Regions from separate parts of the Mus musculus genome. Here region 1 is linked to region 2. The links are chromatin loops, found by intact Hi-C in ENCODE. Cell type or tissue: gastrocnemius. All regions are shown on one strand. Each heading gives the region's core, and the rest is flanking DNA. Links, peaks and the distances in the headings are about the cores only.

Region 1 (16,105 bases), core at 4,982-12,981, 200 kb after region 2:
CATCAATACCCACCGGCCTGGCTTACATTCAGTTTCTTTCTTTTTGTTCTGTGGATGGAAATCTGGGGCCATGTATGCTAAGCAAATGCTTTACCACTTAACTACACTCCTAACCCCTTCAGCTTCCTCCTGATAACATGAAAAGACACTAAAATCTGGGGCATGGAAGGTTCAGAGTCAACAGCTGTAGCACTTCACTTCTTAAAGAAGAGCTGAAGGAAACAGAAAAAGGAGAACATGCTAAGTCAGTGCTGGGCTCATCTTGCTGTGACCATTCAAAGTAAAAGTAGTTCCCTGATTCACAGTATCAGATAAGGAATTCAGAATTCATGGTATCGTGGGGCTGGAGAGATGGCTCAGAGGTTAAGAGCACTGGCTGTTCTTCCAGAGGTCCTGAATTAAATTTGCAGCAACCACATGGTGACTCACAACCATCTGTAATGGGATCTGATGCTCTCTTCTGGTGTGCATGAAAACAGCATACTGTTTATTTAATTATATAAATAAATCTTAAAAATATCTAAAAAAGTCATTAAAAAGATTTCATGAAGCTGGGTGTGGTGGTGCATGCCTTTAATCCCAGTACTCGGGAGGCAGAGGCAGGTTGATCTCTGAGTTCGAGGAGGCCAGCCTGGTCTACAAAGTGAGTTCCAGGACAGCCAGGGCTACACAGAGAAACCCTGTCTCGAAAAACCAAAAAAAAAAAAAAAAAAAAAATTCATGATATCTTATAGAACTTTAAAAAGCAAAACAGGGATTTTTGTTTGCTCTTTTTGAGGTAGGCTCTCACTACATAGCCCTGGCTATCTTGGAATTCAGGCTGGACCTTCAACTTCACCAGCTTCTGCCTCTCAAGTACTCCAGGTGTTCACCACAATGACGGAATCTAAGCTTTTTATTACTTACTAGAAAAGACAGGAAAGATTGCCTTAACTTGGATACATATGAAAATAGGGTTAAATAACCAAACATATTTGACAGCCAAAGTATTTACCTTGATCATTTCTATCTTGAGAGCTGGAGGGTAGGATATTAAGTTTGAGGCCAGCCTGGGCTACACAGCAAGACCCTGTCTCTAAACCAAATGAACAACCCAACAAACCAAACCACCACCACAAAGCCCAAAGATGCTTCTTAAGTACAACAAAGCTAAAGTTTTATTCAGGATGAAAACTAGTTACGTTTGACAGTAACATTTTATATAAGAGACTAAACAATATGGGAGAGGAGTCCACATGGGAAACAGTGAACGTGGTCCCTAAGTACACTTACTTTTCAACAATTGACTTGGTCTGATCCCGGGCAATCCCAACATAGTGGTCAATCTGTGTCTTTAAGAAAGAAAGGAAGGAAAGAAGGCTCAGCTGGGCAATAAAGGGGCTAAGAAAAATTTCATACAATATATATTTTGGTAATATTCTTATTTCCCCCAAAAGGCACTATTCTCTTATTTAGTGCAAGTATTAAAAAATCCCAGTATTCATTATCCCAGAAAATAAAAATGATGTCCAGTTTTTCAGAAGTGAAAGTTCTGTTTTCAGATTTCAACAACACTTCAAAATAAAAATTACACATCATTTGTACAAGTAGAACTTATGTGGTATTTTCTGTAGTAACACTGAAGTACTTTTCTAAGTACTAGAAATTGCAGATTTAATCTATTCTGTAGTTGTGATGTGTTTTTGACTCCTGGGCATTATTAATTCATTTAATAATTAAGAGCCAAAAATATTTTTTATATGTGCATATTAGTGCATATGTGTATGAGTGTGCATGTGTCTTTGGAGGCAAAATTTTGATCTAAGGTTTCTCTTCAATTGCTCTCTATCTTGTTATTAACTAATCAATTTAATTAACTTAAAGATGAGGCCTCCAGTTTACCATGTAAATAAGGCTGAAGCATGGACCTCTCACCTTCCTGACTCACCTCCCACATGCTATGGATGCGCATCCCTAGACACAATTTACCTAGGGCTAGGCAAGTACTTCACCAGCTAACCTACATCCCTAGGCATCTACTTTATTTTTTGAGACAGTTCAGTCCCTCACTAAACCTATAGCTCACTGATTTGGTTAGAATGGCTGGCCAATAAGTCCCAGAGATCCTCCTCCGGGCTCAGGTTGCAGGTGTACATTTAACACCAGGTATTTTTATGTGGGTGCCTGAGATAAGAACTCAGGTTCTCATGCTTGTGTGACATTTTACCAACTGAGCCATCTCCCTGACACTCCCAAAAGGTCTTCAGATGCAGAGATAATCTACCCCGTCCACAATGGAAACATCTGCTCACACTAACATTTCCTTGGAAGTGCAGTTTAGTTTTTAGAAGATTAGCTTTACAAATCATCTTTTTTACCTTCCTTTTTGGAATGGGCAATTCATCCCTATGACTCAGAACATCTATCTAGGCCTCCAGTCTCTCTTGCTATCCGTTTTTTACTTTCCTTAAAATGAACTGAAGCCAGTCACACATTACTCAGCATATCTACCACAGATAAATGCCTACCTTATACTTCTCATAGACAATTGGGACGCTGAAGACAAGCAGCTCGGCTGTAAGACAATAAAAACACAGCAAGTGCAAACGTGAGACTCAAGCAGCACAGACACTTCTTCATGAAGTACAGAGAAACAATCAAAAAGGAAAAATAAGAGCTCTCGAAATTGAGGATAGCTGGGAGAGAGCAGATAAGGGTAGTGTTGAAAAACCCCTAACAGGCTATTTTCTTTGTATGACAGGTGTCAACTTCTAAACTACAAGTGGTTTCTAAAAGCAAGGTCCCCATATTTAAACCAAATTTAAACAGTGCTCTTTATTCACGGTTGCTTTGAAATCCTTTGTGAAAGCATTTAATAAGCTCTCGGCCACAAGCCCAGGCTACACTAACGTCTACCACACTGTAAATGCACAGGCTGGCTCTACAGAGTAAGAGATCACACTGCATACGTGATCTGTAGCAAAGTGCTCCAGTCCTCAGCTACATTGTTGTGGCTGTTCACTTTATTGATGGTTTTTATGTCCTCAGTGGGCCCAGAACATATTGTGAAGCTTAACATGATGCTGAATTCCTGACCTTCCTGTGTCTGTCTACCTAGTGAGGGCATCAGAGTTGTATGCACCATCATGCCTGGTTGCCCTGGACAGGGCCTTATTAGGTTAGCCAGGCTGGCCTTGAAGGATTGATTCTCCTGCTTCAGCTTCTTGAACAGCTTTGATTATTGGTCTGTACCATCTAGCTCAGCATTTACACTTAGTCTTTGTTTGTTTGTTTTTTTTGGTTTTTCAAGACAGGGTTTCTCTGTGTAGCCCTGGCTGTCCTGGCACTCACTTTGTAGACCAGGCTGGCCTCGAACTCAGAAATCCGCCTGCCTCTGCCTCCCGAGTGCTGGGATTAAAGGCGTGCGCCACCACGCCCGGCATTTACACTTAGTCTTACAAGTCTTTAAAGAAATAAGCACAAAGACACACTTTCCTTGTCACCTTACCGAGAATCAGAAGGGTAATTCCATTAAAAACAGCACCAACATAGGTCATCAGCCACATGAAGACAGCCAGCTGTGAAGGTCAGTGTCAGAGGGTTAAATAAGAATAAACATACCCCCGAGTTCAAGCTAACTAGGTTTGCATCAATGCAGTGTTTTATGACACAGATTCCCCCATGTGCACTTATAGTCAGAAAACTCACTGTCTTGGGGTCCATAATTTCAGGGTGCTGAGCTGATGACCGCTGGTCTAATGCTGGTCTAATGCTGGTAGGTGGCAGCATTTTCTGTTGATAGTTATTTTCTCTTTTCTGATAAAACCCTATATATGCCCTATTTTACCACCCCCCCTCGGGACAGGGTTTCTCTGTGCAGTCCTGGCTGCCCTCGAACTCAGAAGTCCGCCTGCCTCTGCCTCCCAAGTGCTGGGATTATAGGCATTCGCCACCACTGCCCGGCTTACCTCTAAATTAAAGCCCAGCAACTAACCTTCAAGGAGTCAACCAAGTCTTCTACCAGAAAGAGACGAATAATGAGTTTGAGGGCCTTGTTGACATGCACCATCGCAGCATTCATGTAGTTGTGGAAAGCTTCTGAAGACAGGGTAATGTCCACATCCAAGTAGGCCCTTCCGAGGAAGAAAAAACAGTCGCACATGTGACACACAAGGGGAAATTCTTCAACAGCACAGTGGTATTTTAGTGTGAAATCAGCATTCTAGAACTCTGTAGGGGACACAGCTGTCCTTTACTCGATAAAAGCTAATATGCCAGTTATCTATGAATGTACAATGAAGAACTATCTGGTGTAGATATATCAAAATACACTCTGTACATCAGATAGCAGAGGGCTTGCCTAGCATGCATGAGATCCTGGTTCAATCCCCAGCATTATAAAACAAGTAAAAACCAAAAATTCATTTGTGTGTTTGTGTGTATATGCATGTTGAGTTCAGAGAACTACCATGGGTGTCATTTCTCTGGCCCTATCCTGTCCTTCTCTTTTTCTCTTTCTTTAACAGTTTCCTACCGACCTACTGTCCAAATACACTGTTTTATTTTTAATGCACATGTGTATGTACGTGTGTGTGTGTGTGTGTGTGTGTGTGTAGTGGTTTGAATGAAAATGACCCCACAGGCTCATAGGCAGTGGTACTACTAGAAAATGTGGCCTACTAGGAGTGTGCTTTGACGTTTTAGGAGCTCAAGCCAAGCCCAGTGGTTCATACTGCCTCTTTTGGTCGCCTGTGGATCCAGACAGAGGTCTCAGCACCATGTCTGCCTGTACACTGTTATGCTTCCCACCATAACAATGGACTAAACTGTAGTAAACTCTGAACTGTAAAGGACTAAACCTCTCAAAAGTTAGTCCCAATTAAATGTTTTCCTTTATAAAAGTTGCTGTGGTCATGTTGTCTCTTCCCAGCAATAGGACATTGTCTAAAACAGTGGGTACACACATGGTGCACAAGTAGAGGTCGGGGGACAGTTTGTGGCAGTTGGTTCTCTCCTTCCACCATGTGGGTCCTAGGGACTGAAATCAGATTGTCAAGCTTAGATTGTCAAGCTTTTACCTGCTGAGCATCTTGCTGGCTAGGACCTTGTCTTAGCAAGTTCCAGAACACCCAAAGCTACGTAGAGAGACCTTGTGTCAAGCAATCACCATCAAAACAAAAACTTAACAACAACAACAACAACAACAACAACAAAAAAGGCCTGGGACTAGAGCTCAATGGTAGAGCACTTGCCTTGTATGTGTAAGGTCCTAGGCTCAATCTCCAAGCTGTGGGCAGGGAGCATAGTTTAAAAAAGCAAAGGAAAGACTGAGGAGGGTAGCAATCATGAATATGTTAGGGCTGCAAACTATATAACACACTGTGTTTTCAGAGGCTGAGATTAAAAAAAGGGTGGTGGTAGGTGTATAGGCAGGCAAAGGGTCTCAACTACATAGCCCCTAGAACTTACTGTATAGATAAGGCTGGCCTGAACTTAAAGAGCTCTGCTTGCCTTGGCCTCCCAAATGCTGCGATTTTGGCATGCCACAGTGACCATGTCTGGCATTCTTGTTCTGAGGGGTAAGCCTGTGCTCATAACCTGTTCATTCACACAACAGCTACTGAGCGTCTACTGCTTATCAGGTTTGAAGACATCTTGAGGAGCTCAAACTCTTGGAAGAGCAGAAGAGTAAGAGGCATGTGTTCATTTTCCTGTTTATAAATATAAAGGTTTTAAACATGAGATGTTTCCAGGTATGGAAGCAGAGGGAGGTGGGTTTCTGTGTTTGAGGCCAGCCTTATCAACACAGTGAGTTCTTTGCCAGCTAGGGAGACACACAGAGACCTTGTCCCACCAAAACAAAACAAAACAAACAAACCCTGTCTCCAAACCGTCCCATGTCTCTAACACCCCCCCTCCCGACAAAAAGATATCTGAGCTTGTAAAATATATTCACTAAGTCAACAATTACTATATTAATTTATAATTACAACCCGCACTCTAGTTCCAGGGGACCAGATGCACTCTTTTTGCCTGCAAAGGCACCACATGCATATGTTGTACAGGCATACATACAGGTAAAACAGCCATATACATAAATATTATTTTAAAGGGTAAAAATAACTGCCCCTAGACTCAGGGAAACTGCACTAGAGTTAAAGAAAATCAGAAATAAAACCCCCTGGTTCTAGAACTTGGAATTCAAAGCTGTTTCTAGCTGTTACTATATAGTACTGAAACATGGACACAATGGCTGACTGAGGGCTGCCCTGGGCAAGCTATTCTGTGCCCTGCTCTGGATTTATAGCTCTGGATTTATTAGCCTTAAGTGTGAGTCTCTAGTCAGTTAAAAGTTCTCAGATACTAACCTAATTACTTCTTAGGGTGATGGCAAGTATTTAGGGACTGCTTTTGCCATCTATCTGTAAGAGACAGGTTAGAACTTCAGACATGTGCTATCTCAGCAAACTTACTTGAATGGATGTCCTTCTTCTGACTTCTGCACAGCTTGAATGACAGACTTATAGACTCTGAAGCTGATGGTGACAGAGAGAAGAGCCAGGATGAGGTAAGAGACCACACTGATAACACTGAAGGCTGCCAGAGAGAGCAGCATGATCAGTGTGGTGCCAAAGACAAACCCAGTCTTCTTCACATCTCGCCAGAAAATCAGATCGTGCACTGCCAAGAGAGGGGGAATAGAAGTTAGAGAACCCAGGACCACCTTGGCTGTGCTGTGCTTTACTGGCTGCCATCTATCTCCCTAGTATCCTGGCACCTCTTTACTTTTGATTTTGTTATTATGGGTTGTTTTTTGTAACCCAACCTTTAACTCCTGATCTCCTACGAGCTGGGATTGTAGGCCTGTGACACATATCTGACTGTTTTTATTCTTAAGACACAGGGTCTTGCTAAACTGTCCAGCCTTACAAAAATGGACAAGGCCTCTAGAGTTGGACAGATGAGAGTCTGAGTCTTGGCCATTTCTACCTGTGCTACTTTTCACCATTCTAAGCCATTCTCCATTGTAAAGTGAAGAAAATGGCACCATCTCCCTAAAGCTGTTTCAAGTCCAGTGCAGGTAGAGTGTATTATTACCTACATGCAACAAACTTATGTGATTTACTAGGAAGGAGAGGTTTTGAGATTCCTGCTGGGAAACTGAGTTCCAGGTAGTGGATTTTGCAAATCGGGAGAAAACAGGGTTCCAGTCAGGTGCACATGATTGAACTGAGCCGATACAGGGAACTGCATGAAGGAGACCTAAAAGGGCCAGCGCTAAGCAGGGTAATTCCTATAGTCAAAAGTCAGGCACACACCTATGTCGAGTTCTCATGTCTATAAGTATAGTTTCAATACAGAATGCAGAAAGGTTTCATGTCATCAACCAATCAAACAAATTGATGATATGTGCCCCAAACATGTACCTTTTTAAAAAGAGAAGGTAACTAGACAAACTTACCTGGAGAAATGTCCTACAAAATAACTAATCTATATTCTTAAAAACTACCAGTGTAGGGCTGGAGAGATGGCTCGCTGTTAAGAGCACTGGCTGCTCTTCCTGAGGTCCTGAGTTCAATTCCCAGCAACCACATGGTGGCTCACAACCATCTGTAATGGGATCCGGTGACCTCTTCTGATGTGTCTGACAGTGACAATGTACCCATATATATAAAATAAATAAATATTCAAGGAAACAAACAATTACCAGTGTAACCAACAGCGGACTGGAGAGATGGCTCAGCAGTTCCAGAAGACCTGAATTTAGCATCCACAGATTGGCTCACAACGGTCTGTAACTCCAGTTCCAGGAGAGTAACAGACCTCTTTTGGCTTCCATAGGCACCAGGGACACACATGATGCATACATACATTCTTACTTATAGGCAAACACTTATATAAATAAAATTAATAAATCTAATTTTATTACACAGAAAGAAAATAAACGGATTTCTACATTTGCAAAGTTGAAAAGAGCCACTGTGTCCTCATGGACTTTACTGCCACCTGCTGGAAAGCTGTTATACAAGATAGTCAGATGTACAATTCACATGTGACTAGTGCCCCTTAGAGGCATGCAGAATATAAACTGCATAACAATACAGAAAAGCTCTAGGCTCAACCAGTGGAATTTTGGGCCTAGACCAGAAAAAGGGCATTAGGGAATGGCAGATAAAGGGCAATATTGTGCTACACCTCAAACCTCAGTTTGCAGCTTTGCTTCATTTGGCCTTGGCCTGCAGTTACTTCCTGCCCTACACTCTGTATCCCATCACTCTGAATGATCTTACAGCTTTGTTTCTTCTAGGAGCACCTCCACCTCGTTTATCTTTTATAGACTCTTCAGATCTGTGACAGAACAAACTCATAACCCAGAGCCAGTGTGACTACAACTTCCCTTTGTTTCCTTATACTGTTCCTCAACATGGAAATTTGCCAAATGTATTCAGTACAGACCACCAAAAAAAAAAAAAAAAAGACTCTGTGTGTTTGTGTGTGTGTGTGTGTGTGTGTGTGTGTGTGTGTGTGTGTGTGTGTAGGGGTGGCAAATCATTTGGCAATGTTTACCTCGCTGACTCTCTGGTAGAATTAAGAGACAAATGTGACAAAAGGGTAGCTGTCAAAGTCTAATGTGAAGCCTTTAGAATAGATGTTCAATCTAGCAAGAAGCCACAGTAGTTTTGAAATCATCTGTTTCCACTGCCAGTACAGCATTTTTGTTTTGTTTTGTTTTGAGACAGGGTCTTTTCTCTCTCCTCTCTCTTCTCTCTCTCCCCCTCTCCCCCTCTCCCCCTCCCTCCCTCCCTCCCTCCCTCCCTCCCTCCCTCCCTCCCTCCCTCCCTCTCTCTCTCTCTCTCTCAGCTAAAAACCCAAGTGGCTGGGTACACCTTGAGGGATTTTTTTCATTTGAAGTGAGAAGACCCACTTTTAATCCAGATCTTTTGTTTGTTTTGTCTTGTTTTTCTGGACAGGGTTTCTCTGTGTAGCTCTGGCTGTCCTAGAACTCACTCTAACTAGGCTGGCTTTGAACTCACAGAGATCTACCTGCTTCTGCCTCCTGAGTTCTAGATCTTTTGAGATGGGAAGATCCACCTTTCATCTGGGCCATACCTTCTGCTGGCAGCCTATATAAAGGGCACAGAAGAAGGAAGCTTTTGTTCTCTGCCTGCTTGGTCTCACTGGCAAGTCTATTCCTTTACTGACATTAGAGCCTACTTCTTTGAGATTCTGATGAATACTGAAGACCAGCTAAGATATCTAATCCAGACTCATGGTCTGAACAACTACTGCATTCTTGAACTTTCTGTTGATAGTCTACTTATTGTTAGACCAGATGGACTACAGCAGATAAACCATTCTAATAAATCCCGTATATATTTGTATGTACATACATATATTTTTCCATCCTATAAGTTGTTTTTCTAGAGGATCCTAATACAGTGGTCATACATTTTTTTAAATTTAAGGTTTAAAAAAAGATGCTTACATGCAAAAATGGGCTTATTTATAATCTTGAGCAGTTACCACTCCTTCAGAAAGTTCATTATAAACAAAAAGTCAATGGGCTGGAGAGATGGTTCAGTTTAAGAGTGACTGCAATTCTGAGGGACCAGAGTTTGATTTGCAGTACCCACATCAGACAGTTCACAATTGCCTGTATCTCCAGCTCCAGAGGATCTGATTCTTCTTCTGGCCTCTACAGGGACTTATACATATAGCAGATACAGATACAAGTGAAAGCCTAAAACAAACTACTACAGTAGTTTGTGCCAAAACAAGACATTTATCTCATGCAAAATACAACTTAAAAAAAAAAAGCATTAGCACAGGAAATAGGGCCAGACAACATCTTTAAGTGATTTTCAATGATGAAGCTCTAACTTCAGTTATATTGATATGTACACAACAGTATGATTTAATGTATATTTACATGCTAAAGTGTCATACTCATCTCTGAGATGAAAACAACAACAGAACCTAGATCTCACTATAATTCAAGTACAGTGCATGCTATGTCAGCACAGCAGGAGCCTTGAGTTCCTCTTGCTATCTGAACTTCCCTTTTCAGGACATTGCCCTGTTGCTGCTGCAAGACAAAAAAGAAAACATACTAAGGAGAGCCCAGGTAAGTGTGCTTACAGAAACCCATGCTCAATCCTCACCAAATCCAGGGAGCATTTTATATTCCTGTTTTGTTTAGTTTTGTTTAAAAATCCAACATACATTTATTTATTTATTTAGTGCTGCACGATTGGGCATGCATTTATGAGCATACCTGTGTGTGTGCTACCAAACACTTTCAAGGGTTGGTGCTTATTAGAAGCTGACCCCTCCCATTTCTGCCTTCACTACTGATTTTAATATGGGTTAAATAATAACAGGGCCTTTATTCTCCCTACTGTTAAGTTTCTGGACTTGTTTCCAAAAGTCTTGGTATTTGTATTTCTCAGGTAAAATGAGATTTATGTTCCTACTGTACAGACTGTTTTTCAAATCATTAGACCACAAATAACTCCTTCAAACTAGGTCTACCTGACTTGAAAAACAAGGCTTTCTGAAATTGGCAGCCCATAATGATGTTAAAAATGTAACAATGCGTTTATGCTAAATGCTAGTCCGAAAAGTTCCATTTCTGTTAAGCTTTGCTTGCTTGCAAAGGTCATAAAATACCTTTACAAGAGTCTGTCCACTATAGCTGGGGTCACTTGCTCACTTCTGGTCCCAAGGAGAGCAGGTAGCCTGGCTATTACTGAAAATTCTTGCCTTGCTCATTTTCATCTCTGCTGAGTGTTTGGAGCTCCAGTCCGACACAGTAACAGTGTTCTCCTTAAATCATATAGGTTCTGGCCATGAACTCAGGTCAGGTTTGGGAGCAGCTGCCTTTCCTTCTGAGTCATCTCAATAGTATTCCTCTAACTGGAATGTTGCTTCATAAACTTAGTGAAAATCTGCTTTCCACAAATTATATATATTGATATACTAGTTCCATGCCATTAAATCAAAGAGTAGTAGAACCAATGGAATCTTTCATACCAAAAGGATTTTTACTTTTAAATACCTGTATTACTATCATTTATGTTTTCTTCAATCATCCACATTTACATGTTTTGGGTAAAATCTTTCAAAGAGAATTTTTTTAAAAATATTTATTTATTACATGTAAATACACTGTAGCTGTCTCCCGACACATTACAGATGGCTATGAGCCACCATGTGGGTGCTGGGAATTGAACTCAGGACCTCTGGAAGAGCAGTCAGTGCTCTTAACCGCTGAGCCCTCTCTCTAGCCCCAAAGAAAATTTTAAAATAGGAAAAAACCTCAAGAAACCAATATATCTAAAATTTGTAGTTATATATTAATCTTAATATCACTATAACATGTAGAGTAGCTTGGTTTTTTGTTTTTTGAAGACAGGGTTTCTCTGTATAGCCCCGGCTGTCCTCGAACTCAGAAATCCCCCTGCCTCTGCCTCCCGAATGCTGGGATTAAAGGCATGTGCCACCACGCCCGGCTGTTTTTTTTGTTTTTTTAAATATAGTATCCCTGTTTAGAATGTGTCAATATCACATTAGGATATGCATTTGTGATTGATGTGGAAAGAAACCATACCCTGCATTTCTTAGGGTTTCCTCAAGTTAACTGTGTTTAGAATAAAACAAATTAAAGAATTCATCAAAATAAATGAAGCTGGAGAGTGGGAATAACAGTATCCTAAACATAACTGGCCATCCTCACTCAGCTCTCTTTATAGCTGCTAAGACTTAACAAAAACACTTTTTAGAAGATTTTCAGGGGCTGGAGAGATTGACTGCTCTTCCAGAGGTCCTGAGTTCAATTCCCAGCAACCATATGGTGGCTCACAACCATCTGTAATGGGATCTGACGCACTCTTCTGGTGTGTCTGAAGACAGCTACAGTTTACTCATATAAATTAAATATTTAAGTAATTCTTTAAAAAAAAAAAGATTTTCAGTTACATAGTAAAACAGGTTTGTTCAGACAAAGTAAAATCAGCCAAGGTTTAAAATGCAAAACCCAACAAGGGTAAGAATACTATAAAAGGTTAAAATAAATTTAAAGGATAAAATGAGCCCTTCAATTGGTCTTGAAAAGCAGAAGGCAGATGGTGAAATCTACACTCATTCTGAAGCCATTAGCTGTGTTCCATCATCTTCACTCCTTGTAAAACAAGCATTTACAACGTAGTGCCTGCTCCCCTTTAAAAGGCTCAGCATTTATCACTAATGCATTCTAGTCCACTTTTAAGCACTAGGTCAGAACTGCTAAGCAGGATCACAAAATTTCATTCTGCCCAATCTGTTGATCTGTTTTAGACTGATTCTAGAACAGTTCTTAAGCCAGGACTCACAAGGCTGCAATACTCAAGAGTCACCACTGTCATCCATCTCAGCCCTACAAAGTCCTTTCCCCTCTTGCTCAGCACTTTCTAAGTGCTGCCTAGGGAATGTCTTCCTGTTTTGAAAGGCTGCCTTATGAGAAACATTGTAAACATTCTGGTCCCATCTAAGGATGGGCTATCATATCACAAGCTAACTTAGTTTGGGTTGTTAAATTACAGCTGCTTTTGGTACTTTATGTCAATACTGTGTATCTGGCAAGATCCATACTTATCTTCTGGTCAATAACTTTGGTCTCCGTGCTAGTAGTACATCATGGCACAGCTGTACCTTTCCTGCCTCACGTGCTTTCTCTACTTTGTTGCCCTGTCTTCTCAGAGGCAGGCAGTACCCAGCTGCTTCTTCCAATTTTAACTTCCTTTCTTATAGTTAATTCTGGATTTTATGACCATGATCTGTTTTGCAGCAATCGACTTATAATGCCTCTCCTACAAGTTAACTGCTTCTTCCTTAGGAGGTGGTTTATGGATGCTTTGTGTATGTGTGTCTCATTCTCAAGCCATCACTTATGAGTAGGTGCACAAACTGTGTTTAAGTGCTCACCTCTCGGGCACGCTCTAAAACCCTTGGATCCTGCACTGCTTCCTCCTGTCTGCATCAGGCCCCCTTCCTTGCGGTGCAGCCCAAAGTACTGCGTCCAGCAGCAGTTACCCATCGCATGCTGCCTAGGTACCAGCAGCTGCATCTGTCTGCTCTGAAGAGCTCCGCCAAGGCGGCCGTTATTGCAGTGGCCTTAAGGAGCCGCGCGAGCAGCAGCAGCACAGCGCGGTGGCTCTAGGGAGCAACTCCAGGCGCCCAGGCCTGGTCTGAGGGCCCCACTTTATCTTTATTATTGAAAACAAAGGTTTTCTACTACTTGCTAGGAGATTTAAGGTCGCCAGCTGCAGTACCCATAATATACCAAAAGAGGGAGCCTAATGGCGTTCTCAAAAGAAGAAAGCTGCCAGTTCCGCAAGTTCAGTCAGGAGCAGCATTGACACTTTGCTGACTTCCTTATCAATGCTTTATTACCAAATTTAGGGAAAGAGTTTGGTTTGATTTTAAATATAGAAATCTCCAAGGATCAACAAGGATCAACCGTGCTTTCCCTAGCACGGTTCTTTGTGTAGCCCTGGCTGTCCTGGTACTCAGAGATCTGTCTGCCTCTGCCTCCCCAGACGAGGGTTAAAGGCTTGTGCCACCATGTGGAGCTTCTCCCAAGCATTCTTAAGTAAGGGTAGAAAATGATTATACTGAAAAAGGAAGGGATGAAATTGACAAAACTCCAACTTTAATTTTATTTTTGAAGAGTAACTTAAGATTGACACAAGGTTTTATTTTCTTTGCATAAGTTTTTTGTTTTAATTTGCTAATACTCAATACATGTAATAAGATTTAGATGGGGGGAAAGTCACGCTGGTTGATTTGTTTAGAGTAGGGTTTTCCATTTGTAGCACTAACTAATGATCTTTCTCAGTTAAAGACGGGCTTTCCGACTACAAGAGGGGGAACGGCTCATTAATAAAGAGGATGCTCACTGACAGGGCACGCTTCTCCCAATTTTAACTTCCTGTCTTAAAAAATTAACTTTGGATTTTCTGACCAAGATCTGTTTTGCAGCAATGGGTAAAGACTTGCAGATGGGTTTTGCAGTAAATGGGCAAAGACTTCCTTGCTAAGCATGCTAAGGTCCCAAGTTCCATGCACTGCTAAATTAAATAAAAGGTGATGGTGACTGTTCAGTTTCAAAAAAATATTGTACTAAAATAAAATGATGAAGGCATTTTCCCCATTGGACTAGATTTTCATATTTTTAAAAATTGCATGGTTTTCATTAAATTAAATCACTTTTTAAGTTGCAAAAGATACTAGATATCTGTAAATTCAGATCCCAATTTTGTGTATGTTGATAAGGCTTAAGTTTTCTCTACCACATATTTACCATTACCTCAGCACATACTCCTCCAAGTGGCACAGATCACTGACAGGAAAAGCTCTCACTGTCAAACATGTGCACAGTCTTGCTTTGTCCGCAGCAGCGTCTAGCAGCAGGCCAAAGACATTTGTAGAGACCTCTTTCAAATTGATACCCACTAGATTCTTAAAAAATAAGTCATTTTTTTAATCATTAAAACCTCCCATTGTCAGCCAGGCGTGGTGGCTCACGCCTTTAATCCCAGCACTCAGGAGGCAGAGGCAGGCGGATTTCTGAGTTCGAGGCCAGCCTGGTCTACAAAGTGAGTTCCAGGACATCCAGGGCTATACAGAGAAACCCTGTCTCGAAAAACCAAAACCAAACCAAACCAAACCAACCAACCAAAAAACCCCAAAACCAAAAACCTCCCATTATCTTTACCCCCAATTTCCAATTTGTAAAGCACATACAACAGGGATGTGAGACTAGCCCTCCCCAAGCTGTGAAGCAGGTGGTTTTGAAACTCTTAACCTCCCTTATTTAGGACGCAGCTAGATAATAAACGGCTAAAGACACAAGGACTTGTTTTTTTTCTTTTCTTCCCCTACTAAATCTGGGTGTGTTTTTACACACATCAGATTACAGAATTTGTTAATTAAGGAACTGTATAGAAGATGGGCGTGGTAAATAGAGTACACCTGAAATCCTGTCCCTGTAAACAATTACACCAGAAATCCCTTGGGAGGCTGAAGCAGAAGGATTAGCGGGAATTTAAGGCCAGTCTGGGCTACAGTTACAGTGTGAGAGTCTGTCTCAACAAAGAAGAAAAGAATTTATAGAGCAGAGTCACTGGACCACGCTAACTGAAAAACTACGTAAGTGCTAACAAATTTAAACACACAAACATTTTAAAGAAAGGTTCTCATAAAGCCAAGGCTGGCCTCAAACTCAAAACTAGCAGAACCTTGAATTTTTGATCCTCCAGCTTCCACCTCCCAAGTGCTGAGATTACAGCATGTGCCCCCATGCCCCACTTGAGCAGTACCAGGGTTCAAACCCTGGGGTTCCTATATGCCAGGCAAGTACTCTAGCAACTGAACTGCCTTGAATGTGCAATCCTCCCACTTTTACCCCTTACATCCTCTGCCAGTGTGGGACACCTCAGCCAGCCTCAAACCCGAGTGGTAGTCAGCTTGTCTGTCTTTTTCTGTTAGTTGACGCAGGTAAATACACATACATATCCCTGACCTTTGAAGCCTTAAAAACTTCAAAAAAGCAAATAACTTAAAAGCAAATAACTCTCCTGTGAAAAAAGAGTGGTGTACTGGCTCGTTTTATGTCAACTTGACACAAGCTAGAGTCATTAGAGAGAAGGAAGCCTCAGTTGAGAAAATGCCTCGAGACAGGGCTGTAGCCAAGCCTTAGGCATTTTCTTATTTAGTGACTGATGTGAGAGCGGCCACTGTGGCGGGGACACCCCTGGACTAGTGTTCCTGGGTTCTATAAGAGAGCAGATTGAGAGGGAGCAAGAGGTAAGCAGCAGCCCTCAATGGCTTCTGCACCAGCTCCAGGTTCCTGCCTTGTTTGAGTTTCTGTCCAGACTTCCTCCAGTGATGAACAGTGTTGTGGAAGTGTAAGCCAAATAAACCCTTTCCTTGCCAAACTGCTCTGGTCATGGTGTTTCATCACAGCAATACTAACCTCAACTAAGACAGTGGGCATCTGGGTAATGAACAGATACTCCCCTCTGTTTTATTGCCCCCAGCATAGCATAGCTGATAATCATTTCAGGTTAACCAACCACCTATATTT
Region 2 (16,105 bases), core at 3,519-11,518:
GTGTGAGAACAGGCAGGACTTTGACTTCCTTCTTGAATAAAAAGGTCAAGTCAAGATCATGAAAATGCAGCAAAGTCCAAAGGCCCAGAGATGCCACATCCCTATGACAAACACGTAAGAGACAGCTCTTCCTGATCCTGTCTTACTGACAGTGGTGGAGGCAGACTCCCTCCTGAAGTTGGCTGGTCCCGAGACACCACCTGTGGATCTATAAGATTACAGTGCAAACCTTTGCACCTTGACATCAAGGGCTACATGGTCTCTGAAAGAGCACTTTGTCCCCAGAGAAAAGATGTCCAAGGTCTGTTGTATGCCCAGATTTGCATCCAGTTCTTTCTGGGGACCAGCAGACTCCAGGCCTTTTACAAACGTGGGTATTAACAACATTCCATTTGTCCATATGGGGCATGGTGTGCAACCCGGTCAGGAACTCAGCTGCAGACAAGAGGGAAGCCTTCCATTTTAGGGGCCCAAGAACTAAGTAAGTAGGCAGCTACTGCACAAGGATGAGCTTGACAGCCAACCTGTCAATCTCACGGCACCCTCTCCTCGGTGCTCCCTCCTGGCACTCTGCTTTTCCAGGAGGGAGGTGGAAAGGCAGCTGGGGTCACTGCTCCCCAAGGTTCTGTGTTCTCAGGATATGCCTGGCTCACGCAGAACTAAGGCACCCCACAGCTCTGAGGGTACCTGGCAAGTGGCATAAGACCAGGGAGGGGACAGGCCTAAGGAGAGTGACATCCCTTCAAAGTGGTTCTAGGAGTTCAGTGGCAACAGCCACCACAGTGGCCGCCTGTGTGGGAGTGCTGACTGTCCCCGAACTTGGTCCTCCGGCTCAGAATCTCATAGGAACAGTCCTCCCCACAGCAACCAGACATGCTGGGTGAAGAGTCATCAATTTCAAACCTGCAAAGACAGACAGGAAAAAGACTTGCGTGTTGGCAAGGAAAATGTTTGGCTCCCTGAGTCAAGAAGTTCTCCAAACTTCTGAGACCTCTGCAACGGGGTGCAAGGACTAAGTCAGAAGGCAGTGGGATAAGATAGCACAAACCCCAACGCCCATGAACACTGACTAGGACCAGGATGAGGGCAGGCAGGTACCTGGGAACCAGCAAAGGGACTACCCTGACCACCCTGAGGGACCACACCCGAGCCTTGTTCCTTACTGCAGTGCCTCTCGGAAGAACTGATAGGCGCCATGATTATGTTTAAAAACAGTTAACATCACCTTCTTCATCTGTGTGCTGGAAGAAAGCAGAGTGAGCACCTTTTAGAAACAGAATCCAAAGGCTAGACAGATGGTCCAGCACTGTACAACACTTCTGGTCTTCCAGAGGACTAGGGTTCCCGTCTTAGCCATAGGATAATTCCTATTTTCTTGCCTGTACCTCAAGAACTAGGATATCCCACATCCTTCTGACCTCTGCAAACACTGTACTCACATGGCAGGCACACACATACACAAAAATAAAAATGTGTATATATATATATGTATGTATATATATGTGTGTGTGTGTGTGTGTATAAATAATTTTTTTCTTTTGATTTTCGAGACAGGGTTTCTCTGTGTAGCCCTGGCTGTCCTCGAACTCAGAAATCTGCCTGCCTCTGCCTCCCGAATGCTGGGATTAAAGGCATGTGCCACCAGGCCTGGCTTATGAAAATGTATATTTTTAAAGAAAGGGTTGGAGAAATGTTCAGCGGTTAAGAGCACTGACTGCTCTTCCAGAGTTCTGAGTTCAATCCCCCGCAACCACGTGGTGGCTCACAACCATCTGTAATGGGATCCGATGCCCTCTTCTGCTGTGTCTGAAGACAGCTACAGTGCACTCACATACATGAAATAAATAAATAAATAAATAAATAAATTTAAAAAAAAATAAAAAACAGGGGGTTGGAGAACTGTCTGAGGACTTAGTTCAGGGGTCAAGTGCACGGACTGCTGTTGCAGAGGACCTGCGGTTAAATCTTTAGCACTGACATTATGGTGGGCAACCTTCTATAACTCTAGTTCCAAGGAATCTGACACCCTCTGCTGGCCTCTAAAAGTACCAAGCACCAACACGGTGCATACACATGCACACAGGAAAGAGGGGCAGAGGGGCGCAGAGGCAGAGATCTGTGAATTTAAGGCCAGCCTGACCTATAGAGTATTCCAGGACAGCCAGGGCCACACAGAAACTCTGTCTCAAATATTGGGGGGCGGGAGCAGGGGCCAGGGCAGTGAGAATGGCAGATGGATGGACGCGGACAGAGGGACACACAGAAGGTAAGGTTAGGCCTCCCCTCTCTCCTACGTCTACCGCTCCTCTAGCCTGCAGAGGTCTTGGGCACCTTGACACTGAGCCCCTTCCACCACAGCAGGTTGGTCAGATTGCCTCAGTGTCAGGGATCTGCCCCACTTGCCCTCATAACTTGGAGCCACAGCAAAGCAGGGCCATCTTCCTGACAGGGTCTAGGTGCCTTTCTCCTTGAGGAAGTCCAGGAGCCACCTCCTTGGTGAGTTCTTTCCCCCAGCAGTGCAGCAGCTCCTTACCTGTTGGCCATGAGCTGCAGGATCTGAATGAGGAACTTCCCTAGGCCTTTCCGCCGTACCTTGCTTTCCAGCTGCACTTCATAGCTAACAGAGAAAGCAGAGGAATGAGCGCCTAGACCCAATGAAGGAGCCTGCAGCCCCATGCAGGCCTTAAGCCTAGAGGGGGCCAGTGGGCTCTGCCACCTGGTTTCCTCCCCTCTACCCCACTGTCAGCCTCAGTGCCTACCAGTACAGGACTTCATCCCCGCACTCCACATCAAACCGGAAGTGAGAAAAGGCAACTGGGATGGAACTGTTTTCCCAAGCAATGAGGTACCAGGCTCGGTCATCGGTCATTTCCTCCCGTTTTTCTCGGTCCTTCCAGCCCCACTCACTTTGCTCATACCTGGGGAGTTGGGGCAATCAGGACAGGGGCCTTGGAGGAAAGCCATTGGGTACCGGGTTGCCTTGGTAGGACCATGCTTACATCGTCTGCATATTGGTTTTGGTCAGGTCGAAGGCCCAGTCCACAGTGGCTGGCTCCAATCCAGACACTCGCTTACATTCAATGGAGACATTCAACCTGAGAAGCAGACAGGGGGGCATCAGGCCTGGGGCTCCCACCAGGACACTGCTATTCCTTCTTGAATGATTGTCAGGGAGGCATGCCAGTCTCAGGTACCCTAAAAGGAAAAACCAAGTTTTCCAGACCTAGGATTAACAACTGTCATCATATGGCCACCATCCCACTATCCTGCCACAAGGCCCATTTCCTGAACTGTTCTGATCAGACTCATCTGTCAACTGCTCTTTCTTGGCTACTTTTCTGTTTTCCCATACCTGCTCAGTCCCCTGAGATTCTAGTAATATACCTAATAATATGTTACCAGGAACACTGTTCCCTAGCTGTTTGTAGGCACATGTCCGGCTAACTATAGTCTCTGCCCTTCTCTCACTCAGCTGTCATAGGACCAGGTCTCTTATCCATTTGTCATGCCTTTACAAGAATCTGGGTGACCTGGGCCTTTCAAGAAGAAACCAAATACCCTTCTGTAGCCTAGTCCCATGTGCCTGCCTCTCCTTCCTCATAACACCCAATGGTGACTGACATCTCATTACACAGGTAGAACAGGGTCTAAACCACCGCTCTAGACATTAAGGTCCCTCTTTCTAAAGAGACACAGAAACTAGTCTGAAAAACTCAAGCTTTAAAAAAAATGGGAAAGGAGCTGGAGTACTGGCTCAGCAGTTAAGATCAGTTGCTGCTCTTCTAGGGCCCTGAGTTTGGCACCCAACACCCACCTCAGGCCACTCATGATGGCCTGTAACTGGAACTCCAGATAGATGCCCCTGGCCTCAGGACACTTGCGTCCATGTACACACACACACACACACACACACACACACACACTCAAAATGAAACAAATATTTGTTTTTAAGTTATTGAGTGTGATGGAACACACCTTTAATCTTAGCACTCATTTACAGAGACAGAAACAGACTGCTCTCTGACAGTTTGAAATCAGCCTGGTCTGTAGATCAGGTCTACAGAGCACAACAAGCTAGTTCCAGGACAGCCAAGGCTATATAGTCTACATGGTAAGACCCTATCTGGAAAAACAATAAGCAACGTGTGTGTATGTTGGGGGTGGGGGTAGTGAGTAAAGACCCACTCGGAGGTCAGAGGACAATTTCAGGAAACCGGTTTTCTGCTACCACGGGATATCAGGGGATCAAATGCAAGCCATCAGGTTTGGGTCCACTCATCAGTGGAACCTCATCAGTGTTGTTGTCTGTCTGGAAACAGGGTTTCTAAATGTGGCCTAGCTGGCCTCACTATGTAGAGCAGACTGATCTCAAATGAGAGATTAGGCCGCCTCTGCCTCCTGAACACTGGGAGGATTAAAGGTGTGCACCATGAGATCATGACCCTTCTGCTTCGGCCTCCTAAATACTAAAATGATAGGCACATCTGTCTAAAATTAAGCCTTTAAAGAATTCCCACGCAGCATCTTTCATGAGCCTTTGACACAATCATCACAGTAGAAGTTCCCACTGGAATCAATTGTCATCTCTGCTGACTGGCACGATCTTAACCTCCTGCCTTTGGAAGAGCCTTCCTTCACAAGTATCACTTAAGAACCATCCAAACTCAGCCCTGCACCTATTAGCTAGAAAATACCCAAAGGCCAGCCTACATTCATCATTCATCTGCACTTTTATTTTTGGTCTCTCCACATACGTGGGGGGTGGGGTGGGGGGGCAGGGTTGAATCAGTATGCAGCCCTCAAACTCATAAAAACCCCTCTGCCTGAGCTTCTCAAGTGCTGTCAGAGGCATGCTGAAGAAGGATCACAGCTACAGGAACCATATGAAATGCAAGGCTCTAGAGCAGCTGAGCCTCCTGGTGTGGCTTGCTTCAGAGTAGGTCCAGATTTTTGCAAGTCAATATAAACACAGCACATAAAAACCACTAAGTAAAATCCCAGGAAGAGATTTCTAATCATACTGCAACTTTCCAAAACCTGAAAAACAGAGCTGGTAGAGGAAATGTCCATCACATTTCAGATCCCAGATGGGAAGACATAAGAGACAGTGGACTGAACTGACTCCATCATTGCCACGTAGCTATAAAAAGCCACGCCACAGGGCTTAGGAATTTACACAGCTGCCCCTCCACACCGTGTTCACTTTCTACCTGGGTTATCTGCTCCTCAGCATACCTCACTACTTTCTTGCAACATCCTACCTGACAGCTAAGAAACCAAGGCTTGAGGGGCGAGAGTGACTTATTCCAGGGATGCTAATGAAAGGTCCAACTACTCTTTACCATCACACAGAGGAACTGTAACCTCTGACCTCCCTGAGCCAAGGCAGCACAGCAGACTACCTACCACTCAGGAGGGCAAAGGAAAAGGGCCTGCAACCAGACCTGAATGCCGCCTGAGACAGCAGTCACAACAGCCATATTTACTGTCAGCAGGCTCCATGGAGCAGAGCTTTGGGTTTAACCCTCCTAACTCCTAAGGAAAGGACCATTAGACCCTAATCTTTTTTTCTTTTTCTTTCTTCGCTTTTGCTCTCTGATTGTTTATGACAATGCCAGTGTCTTACTGTATAGTCTAGAGTGCTCTCAAACTCATGATCCTTTTTCCTCTCCTTTGTTTTTTGTTTTTTTAAAGATTTATGTATTTATTTCTATGTATGTCAGTACACTGTCACTTTCTTCAAAGAACCGAATTTTTGTTTTGTTGTTTGGCTTTGGTTTTTAAGACTGCCTTTATGTATGTAGCCCTGGCCATCCTGGAGCTCACTTTGTAGATCATGCTGGCCTTGAACTCAGAGATCCGCCTGCCTCTGCCTCCTGAGTGCTAGGATTAAGGGCATGCACTACCACGGCTCATGGTTTTTTTTGTTTTTTGTTTTTGTTTTGTTTTGTTTTTAAGATTTATTTATTTATTTATTTACTTACTTACTTATTTATTTAATGTCTATGGGTACACTACCAGAAGAGGGCATCACATCTCATTACAGATGGTTGTGAGCCACCATGTGGTTGCTGGGATTTGAACTCAGGACCTTTGGAAGAGCAGTCAGTGCTCTTAACCACTGAGCCATCTCTCCAGTCCCGCTCGTGTTTTTAGACCCATTTCTGATCACAAAACTAGGTAAGCCAGGCTAAGAACTTTAACTAGTGTTAAACAGCCGACATACTGTATACTCAAGGAAGAAGCACTGAGCCGGGCATGGTGGCGCACGCCTTTAATCCCAGCACTTGGGAGGCAGAGGCAGGCGGATTTCTGAGTTCGAGGCCAGCCTAGTCTACAAAGTGAGTTCCAGGACAGCCAGGGCTACACAGAAAAACCAAAATAAACAAACAAACAAACAAACAAACAAACAAATAAATGGAAGAAGCACTGAATTGGGAGGCAGAGGCAGGCGGATTTCTGAGTTCGAGGCCAGCCTAGTCTACAAAGTGAGTTCCAGGACAGCCAGGGCTACACAGAAAAAACTAAATAAATAAATAAATAAATAAATAAATGGAAGAAGCACTGAATTGGGAATCAGAAACTCCTTTAGATGTGAGTTAAACCCAGGAACGTTATTCACATTTTCTGAGCCTCCGGTTCCCAATCAAAATGTGATAGTAGGCTGACAAGTTTCCAAGTTTCATCCTTTGAACAAAAAAAGATATAAGTCTTAAAAAGATGTCAGTGTGTACTCATACAACCTCAATTACACACAATGTTTCCACCCATCAATTCCTGCATCACCTTAACTGGGAGACTGACTGCACCAACAAGAGGCAACAGGCAGTTGCTGCTTTCAAATAATGGAGCTTGCTGGAGGAGTGAATTTCCAAGGTGCACCAGATGACATTAGGAATGCTAAGTGCAACTCACCCATTGCGGTCATACTTCTTGAAGACTGGGAATGCCTCCAGAGGGTCTCCAAGCTGTGGGCAGAGAGCAGACATAGATGAAGGAAGACAACACTAGTAAGGAGGTGTGACACCATGAATGTGGTGAAAGAGAACAATCAGCAAGCCTGTGGCATAATGCCTGCCCCTGTACAGCTAACCCAGGAAAGAAATGACCAATCTGCTTGAATATTTCAGGGACAAATAACTGCAACCTGACAGTCACCGAGACAGAAAAGCACAACCTTGCAGAATATCATTTCAGAGGCACAGCCATTTACCAATATGGGAATTAACAAAAATTAACGTATTGGGCTAGAAGGATGGCTCAGGAGTTAGAGTGCTTACTGCATTTTCAGAAGGTCTGGGTTCATTTCCCAGCACCCATACAGGACAGCTTACAACTTCCAGTAACACTAGCTCCAGGGACTTACACACTTACATTCATGTGCACTCTCCAGCCCCATTAGGGGAAAATGTGAAATACAGCATGATGTAGGAAGGGTACCAAGGCCAAACTCTCAGTCTCAGGGTGAAAGCTCTCAGACCCGCTCTGACACCCCCCACCCTCCATCCCACAGAGCTGATTCACAGCTGCTGCTCCTCTGAGCAGTCCCAGGGACCAGGCCAGTGAAGCCTTGGGTAAAGCAGAGCTTACAGTACGCACGGGCAGCCAGTAACCTCTGAAAGAAGGAAGAGTTAAGAACCATGTGTTATGTCTCATGAGAGGTTTCCTCACCCAAAAAATCTCCCCACGTTCCACATCAGGAAAACCTGTAGCCTTTCCACACAACCCTCAACACTTGAGCCAACCACAGCCCCTCCTCCCCAAACTGTGTGGGCATGGGCCTGTGTGGACAGTGCCAGAGATCTGCCACTTGGTGGCGCCAAGAAGTAAAAAAACAGAAAGGAGCTGAAGTTGAGAGAGGAACTGAGAGTCACCCTGTTGGCAGCATCCACTTTGGCACACACAGCATCCATGGCCGCTCTCTCCTCCAATCGTTTCTGCTTCTTCTCTTTGGCTTTGCTCGACTTTCTCTGCAACAAGGAAAACACCACCACTGGAAGGGCTATAGCCAACTCACTCAGAGGAACCCAAGGGGCCTTGAACCCGTTAACCTGACCCTGCAATAGGAAACCTGGATGTGTGGACATATTCACTTGGCTGTTCCTTCCTAAGGAGGAATGTTCAATTTCAGGAACATCTAGGATCTAAGATGGCCCCAGACCAGCATTTCTTTCTTTCTTTTCTTTTCTTTTTTTTTTTGTTTTTTTGTTTTTTTGTTTTTTTGAGACAGGGTTTCTCTGTATAGCTCTGGCTGTCCTTGAACTCACTTTGTAGGCCAAGCTGGCCTGGAACTCAGAAATCCGCCTGCCTCTGCCTCCTGAGTGCTAGAATTAAAGGCGTGCGCCACCATGGCCGGCTGGCTCAGCATTTCTTTAGAGTCTTCTAACTATGAGACAGCCCCGTGGAAGCAATTCAGAGCCACACCCAGCACGTCTGCGCAGCCCAGGCCAAGTGGCAGTCACAGCATGGCCCTGCTGATGTCAAGGGTGGCTTGAGAGACTATGGTTCACTTCAGGGCAGAGGCAAGACCAAGCTGCAGGGGCACGACAGCAGGGATGGGGCACGACACAGGGAAATTGTCCCTACTTGCATCTTAACCAGACCCTACTTGAAGGCTAATATGGGGCTCTTTCAAAATCCCTTCTCCCTATTTTTTTTTTTTTTTTTTTGGTGGGGGCATGGGAAGAGAGTGGTTTCATACTGTAGCTCATGCAGGCCCCCAACTCAACAGTAATCAACCTGGCTCAGCCTCCCAAGTGCTAAGATTACAGGTGTGAGCTACAACCCCCACTTTTCATCAAAAGTGCTTTCTACTTTTTCCCTGCCAGGTTCTAGAACAAAAACACATCATGCCCTGTCTAAGAGTAAAGCCTCCAGTCCTGCCTGGAGCTGTTATCACTAGGGCTACAGAAAGGTGCTCAATGATACCTTCTTGTTCACCCTACCAGGGAGGACCAGCAGCCCAGATCTCCTGACTCCAGCCACACATCTTTCACAGCTCACTGGAGAGAGGTCAAATACCACCAATGCCAATGTGACTGTGGCACTGCCTGGCCCCAGGACAGGGCACTGAACAATCAACATTCACATGAATTAAAAACCAGCTTTTAAACAGACGGGCTAGCTCCAAAGCGTAACTTCAGCCTGGATGTTCAAAGGAACAGCACTGCCAAACTTGTATTTCAGCATCAGAAGGTAAAAGAATTAGACTCTCTGACAGGCAAAATGCCAGCACCAGATACTTCCCACCACTGTGCTAGGAGCCAGGCTAGCTCTCATTTCTCACCTCTCCTGAGAAATGCACGTACAGGTTTTTTTTTTTTTTTGGTTTTGTTTTTTGTTTTTTCGGGGTAAGGTTTCTCTGTGTAACCCTGGTTATCCTGGAACTCACTCTGTAGACCAGGCTGGCCTCGAACTCAGAAATCTGCCTGGCTCACATACAGGTTTTTGTTGGTCTTTGTGGTGCTGGGGATGGAACTCAGGGTCTTGTGCATGACAGGCCAGTGGTCTAACATTCAACTATACCCCCAGCCTGAGGCTGTTTTCACGGAGGTGCAAATGGGAACAGAAGTAGCCCCTCCAACTGGTTTTCCGGGATTTATTTTCCCTCTGGAATATAGGCTTCAACACCACGCTGAAATCCATTAACAAAGTACTTTCACAGGAATACATGGGTCAAGGCTCAGGGTAGAAGCCATCACTTACCTTTATACATTAAGAAACTGAGGCCCAAGGGAGCATGACTCATGCATGGTTCCCCAGGGAGTGAGTGGCCAAATGGAGACATGAGGGGCCAGGCCACAGATGCAGCCTTTGTCTAGACTTCAGCTCAGTCACCAAAGACCTCATATCCTGCAGAGATAAAGCTAGGGGCTTCGAGCACTCTCAGGCAACCACTTAGCAACTAATTTCTTTTTTTTCTTTCTTTTTTTTTGGTTTTTCGGGACAGGATTTCTCTGTGTAGCCCTGGCTGTCCTGGAACTCACTTTGTAGACCAGGCTGGCCTCCAACTCAGAAATCCGCCTGCCTCTGCCTCCCAAGAGCTGGGATTAGAGGCGTGCGCCACTACCGCCCGGAGCAACTAATTTCTTGATGCCCATTTACCTGGGAACCAATTCCCAACAGTGCCACCTCTTACACCACCTCCATGCTAAGGTGGAGGCAGGGAAAAGAGAAACAGTAGCTGAAGTCTCCAGAGCTGCACCATGGAGCATCAGGAACATGAGTATTCCATCAACCAGATAAGGCCATGCCCACCTGCCACCCCTAAATGACCATTTGAACATCTCCAGGGAAACTGGGATGCTAACATATCTTCACATTCAAAGGAGATGTAAGTTCCCTTCTCCACCCTACCAAGCCAACAGAGTGTAGGACTGTTGGACTGCCACAAAACACATTGTGGGACAAGATTAAAGGTGCTGGAAACCAAGTGTGACTCCCAGGACCCCAAAAGCACAAAACCTGGGTTCTTCCACAACATTTAATTTCTCAACACAGGAACATGGTTTCTGAGACTTATGCAGACTGAGTGGCAAACCAGGCAACCCTCAAGGCCACTACCAAGGAGATTGAGATAATGGACAACACCCCTTAAGCACTTGGCAGCCAGCACAGAGTGAGGGGTAGAGGCAGGCTGGGCCACACAGGCAGGGGCCCTCCTGCAACTCCAGCAAACACCAGTTAGAGTGGTCTCCCACTGTTCCAATTAGCTTCGCTGAAGCCTTGTGGAGGTAAGGCTGTCCTGCAGGGACGCAGGAAAACTTGTCTAATTAAAATGGGAAATAAGCACAGTGAACAGTAAAGCTCATTGTGGTTAAGTGTCGTTCCCAAGGGAGCTTTATATAATAAAAAGAGTGTGGGCTTTTGAGTCAAGAGACCTGGATTTGATTCTCAGCTCTTTCACTTAATAGCTATGGCTTTAGGCATGTTACTTAAAGCCCCTTTGGCAAGTTGTTCAGTTTGTCAGAACCTCAGTTTCCTCAACCATAGAATGGACCTAATAATTCCTACAGCAATAATCAAAGGGCTGTTGTACAGATAAAATGGTATTATGCATTGGATTTAAACTCTTTTTAGCTGTACATGTGCTAGGACCAAAGCATATTCATAGCTACTATGTTACACTGAGCTTCATTTCCAGCTTTAGAGATGGTCTCTGTTTACAGGAACCCACTAGTGTCAGACACTCTGCCCGTGCATTCTTTTTTGGGGGTGGGGGGCACAGGATCTCCTATAGCTCAGGTTGGCTCCTAACTTGTTATATGGCTAAGGATGACCTTGAACTTCTGTTCCTCCTGCCTCTTCTTCCTGAGTGCTAGGATTACAGGCTTGAATTACTTTACCCAGTCTACGAGGTGCTAGGAATCAAACCCAGGACCTCAGGCATGCCAGGCAGGCACTCTATAGAACAGCTATATCCCTAGCCCTCTGCCTCTGCTTTTCTAAAAAGAATGTGTTGTAGACAGCTCAGCTGTGAGAACCAACTACTAATTCAAGTCCTAGAGTTCTGACAGGTCTTCCCAGCCTCAGCTGGACTCAGCTCCACCAGGCAGGAGTAGGTTTACTTTACTTACCAGTGTGTGCACAAACAGGAGGCTCAGATTCAAATTCAGGCTTGAACCCCTTACTAGTCTAGGAGTCACAAAGAGAAATAAAAAGACAACCCACAAACAAACTCCACCAGTGGCTGCTTCCAGAAGAGATTTGACATCACTTAGGCCTCCGTGTCAATGCTTCCACCCAACTGGTTCTGGCAAGGGGAGAGATATATCCTCTAACTCAAACCCAACAGTAGTAGAACCCGGGAGAGGTGTTGTTCCACTTGCTCCCACTATCACTCAGCCTGGGGTTTAGAAGCAGGGTACTTCCTAGGGGAATGGGTGGCAACTACTAGGAACAACTGCTTCAAGTTATGCAGGTGGGGCATGGAGGCTGGGGTGGGGACTGATGAGAGTAATGGGAGTATTCCAGATCTGATCCAATGAAGGTAATTCAAGTCTCTGCTGCTTTGAGTTTTAGGCCAGGAGACACTCTGATGGGAGTTGTGAGAAACATCTCCACAGTATGAGCAATAGATGGGGACTCAAAGGAAGCCCAGTGTATCTGGGCCCCATGACTTCAGTGCCACCAATGAATAAGTACAGAACCTGAGGCATGTCACCCTCTTAGGGCTTTGTCTGCAGTGGCTGATTCTGGGCAAAGAGTTAATGAGTAATACTAGAAACTTGATTTCATTTAGCTTCAACAACAGCAGGGGCCTGCAACTGCTCACTAAAATTGAAGTTAAATATGCCAAAGTCTCTCAGCCTTGATTTTCTTCATATTGAATAAAAATTACTGTCTGAACTATGACAAATGCTTTGGAAGGTTTTGAGGTTTTTGTGAAGACTGAACTCAGGGCCTCACATATGTTAAGCATACACTCTACTACGGAGCTATGTAACCCCAGGCCCCTCAAGTTTTGTTTTGACATTGATCCCAAAATAAGTGTTTTGTCACAAGCTAGACTACTTTTGTCTAATAAGCTGATTTGTTTGTGAGAGAGGGAAAAAAAAAAATCTAGGTTAGTGACAGTAGGGACAAACCCAAAGGAATAAAAATAGCACCAATCTATTTTAGATCACTGAAGTGAGGCTGAGAATATAAGCAAAATAGCAGCTACTGCTTAAAGGCACCTAGTGGGCTATTTACATCCATTTTCTCATTTAATCTTCATCACTATCCTAAGAGGAGGTCACGTGCATCGCACAAATAGGAATAAAACCAAGCCAGGCCTCATCACCTGCAGGGTCATGCCACTAGCCGTTAAAGATGGGGCTGCCACTGAGGCACATCTAGTTTCAAAGTCAGGACTCGCTAAAAGTGTTGCAAATTCCACACGAACCCTATGATCAGAGAGTTACATTTTTAGGAGGGTGCTTTTGCCCAACCCTAGATCTGCATATCCCAGGAAAGGCCATGGAAATGCATCTTCTTGCTGTCAGACCATAACAGGTGGTTACTATACATCCAGGCTGGGACTATAACCAGCCCATCCCCCCTACTCATCTGTACACCTCCACCCCCTCTTCCATTGCAAGCCACCTGCAGTAACAAGACTAAGAACAATCCAACTTCTAAGATCCATTTTACTGCAGCCAGAAGCTGAACGGGCATGCCTGTGTGGTAAGGAAGACTACGTTTCATCTGAAGCAGGAAGAAGCTGGTAGCAGACGGTTCAAAAGTGTAGGGGAACTGGCTGGGCAGAGACTTGAGCAGTGGGAAGCAGATTCCATCGAGACTCCGGAGTCACCGGATGGGGTCCAGCGCCCAAGCCATATCAATGTGACCTTGGCCATACGCCTTCTTGCCTCCCTGCCTCAGTTCCCTACAAGTTCGGGTAGCAGGAAACCGCTAGGACCGTGACAGCCAGATGATGGGTGTCTTCAAGGAGCAAGGGGCTAATATCAGGGACGCAGCAGGGGCTCGGGAGTGGGGAGGCCTTCTAGGGGGTCAGAGAGGCAGGAAGGGGCACGAAGAGAACGGAGTGGGGGGCGGGGGGGAGAAGAGGGCTCCCAGAGAATTTCTGGGCTAGGCTCAACGCCGGGACCTTTACAACGAGGCGTGGGGAACTCTTGTCAAGTGGGGGCCGGGGGTCACGTGAGACTGTAAGGGGTCAGGGTCACGTGAGGGGGTTCACGAAACAATGAGGACGCAGAGGGTGAACGGCAGCTGTGGACTTCCCATTACTTCTCCAGCCTCACTTACCCCCATGGTGGCGGCGGCGGCGACGGCGGCGGCCCTCGGCTCCCCTCTCGCACTTGCCCGTAGGGAGGTGGCAACGGCGGAACCCGAGCGACAGCGAAGCGGCCGGCCGCGCACTACGCATGCGTCTCACAAATCCCCCGCGCGTCCTAGAGGGCCCCGCGCCGGCGCAGAACCGGACCAGAGTGGGCGGCGAGCGCGAAGGCGCGCAGGTGGAACGGTTGCCGTGCGCGCGGAAGGCCTGAGAACAGAAAGGCGGGAGGCGCGGCAGAGCGTCGCGCTAGGAATGACGCGCACGCGCCGGCCCCGCCCCCTCGACGGTCCGCGTCTGTAACTATGGCAACGACCACGCGGAGCGGAAGGGCGCGCGCCGGCCTGGAGCAAGCTAGCCTCGGAGCCACTTGGTGGGCGGTGGTGCGGGCTGCCTTCGCTGAGGCGCGCAGGCACAGCCAAAAGTCTGGAAGCATTCTGACTTCTAGAAGCTGACCCTTGGCATGCCTTTTCTAACAAGTCCTGTTATACCCATTCATCCTTCTCAACATTCGTTCACACGGCATTAACATGCACATACATTGTGCTGAACCCAGAGGATACAGAAGTTTGTGTCCTAAAGGAGCTTGTAACTCCTGTGTAACTAAAGACCTCAGGTGTTCTGGGTCCTATTTTTTTCAGTTTGAGCAGACATCTGGGTAGTGTGACCTCCACATGACCTGCATGGGAATCACCTAGGGAGATAGAGCAGTTTGCAAACCCTTGGGACTAACCCTGAAATCTGGGGTGGAGGCGGGAATCAAAATCTTAGCTTTCTTGGTTTTTTTTTGTTTGGTTGGTTGGTTTTTGTTGTTGTTGTTGTTTTTGTTTTGCTTGGTTTGGCTTAGGTTGGCCTCCTTGACCCTGCCAGCCCTGTACTGAGGGTCAAATTCATGGTTTCACACATGATAGAGTTCTGTCATTGAGCTACAACCCCTACTCCAGAGTCTCTATTAGCGCGGGCACACACACACACAAAATTAGAACGCCCTGGCTCCAGTCTTAAATTTAAAATTTTCAGATTTTAATCATTATCCTACGTTTATTGCTCAGAGAAGTTGTAGCCCTGGCAACGTGCAGCGAGTGCCTACTGCAGTGGTAGGCACTGTTTCAGGCAGCAAAGAAAACAATACCAAGCTGAGTGTGGTGGCTCCTACCTGTGATCCAAGTACTATGGAAGCAGAGGTTGGAGGACCATGGGGCTTGAGAGACAGCTCAGAGGTTAAGAGCAATGGCTACCCATCTAAAAGAACCAGGTTCCTAGGACTCATGGCAGCTTAGAACTATATATAACTCCAGGTACAAGGGATCTAACACAGTCACACAGACACAGTCAGGCGATCCCAGCATTTGGGAGGCAGAGGCAAGTGGATCTCATTAGTTTGAGGCCAGCTTGGTCTATAGACCAAGTTCCAGGACAGCCAGGGCTACGCAGAGAAATCCTAGCTTGAAAGACCTAAATAAATAAAATCTCAAAAAATTTAAAAAAGAAAAGAGAGAGAGAGAGAAGGAAAGAAATAGTATCAAACAGGAAAAAGATCTGCTGGTATTTTCTAGAAAGGAGATAATAAGCCAGTTAAATAAATAATAAAAGAATAGTATGTGCCCTGGGTACCATGAAGGAAAAGAAAGCCTGTCAGGAAAGGATTTATAATTGTATCTAGGATGCTTGGGGAAGATAACACGAGGTGGTGGTAGTTGAGCCAAGATCTTTAGGGAGTCAGAGAGCAAGTCATGAAGCTACCTGGGAGCAGGGCAGGGCATTCCAGGAGGGGGGGTGGTGTCAAACAGTCCCTGACTTTCCCTGCAGGTGGGAATGCTGTTAGTTGGCACTCCTAGCATTAAGTACAGTGTGGCCAGGGCAAATGGGACCTGCAGGAGCAGGATATGAAGTGGACTCAGGCAGGTAAGAAGCGTTTCTTTTGCAGCTCATAGACTTGCAGAGACTTGGGGATTTAGACCACTGCTGGAAACTGAGTGGAGGGGCCACCAGCTGGTTTAGGTGTTCTGAGGCCCACTGGGCTGCTGATTCGACAAGGAGATATATAGTAGAGGTAAGGTTACAGGAAGAGGAGTCAGGCAAAGAGTGAGATGCCACAGGCAGGTGGTTGCTGGGAATTGAACTCATGACCTTTGGAAGAGCAGCCAGCACTCTTAACTGCTGAGCCATCTCTCCGGCCGCTTGTTTGTTTTTCAACACGGTTTTTCTGTGTAGCCCTGGCACTTGCCTCCTGAGCTGGAATCAAAGGCGTGTGCCACCATCACCTGGCTAGGAAGTCTTCCTTTTAATGTTGTATAAATCCACCAGCCAGAATGTAAGAAAATTGAT

Evidence for each region. Hi-C counts contacts between places; a loop is a spot of excess contacts. Peaks named below come from ENCODE experiments on the same cell type or tissue, not always from the same donor. Only the 100,000 strongest peaks of a DNase experiment are listed, where the experiment ranks them.
Region 1: it touches region 2 in a loop (3-fold over the local background); 8 of 42 quality-filtered maps call a loop at or near these places.

Annotation. Positions count from the first base shown.
Region 1 is chr19:7,428,479-7,444,583 of GRCm38, forward strand. Rtn3 (reticulon 3) reads right to left here. Exons shown (of 9, transcript NM_001003934.2): 4 at 6,453-6,660; 5 at 3,974-4,112; 6 at 3,488-3,557; 7 at 2,508-2,554; 8 at 1,273-1,331. Among named protein-coding and RNA genes, the nearest start is that of Mir6991, 14 kb to the left of the region's middle. In gastrocnemius, for the core only: a CTCF peak has its summit at 7,997 (motif pointing left); DNase peaks (open chromatin) are centred at 6,616 and 8,011; H3K4me3 peaks cover 20 bases.
Region 2 is chr19:7,227,189-7,243,293 of GRCm38, forward strand. It overlaps Naa40 (N(alpha)-acetyltransferase 40, NatD catalytic subunit), which reads right to left and starts at 14,034. Exons shown (of 8, transcript NM_027643.1): 1 at 13,750-14,034; 2 at 7,875-7,970; 3 at 6,916-6,968; 4 at 3,000-3,095; 5 at 2,760-2,918; 6 at 2,534-2,617; 7 at 1,164-1,241; 8 at 1-903. The coding sequence starts at 13,755. The coding sequence ends at 762. In gastrocnemius, for the core only: a CTCF peak has its summit at 7,800 (motif pointing right); a DNase peak (open chromatin) is centred at 7,833; H3K4me3 peaks cover 275 bases; H3K27ac peaks cover 460 bases.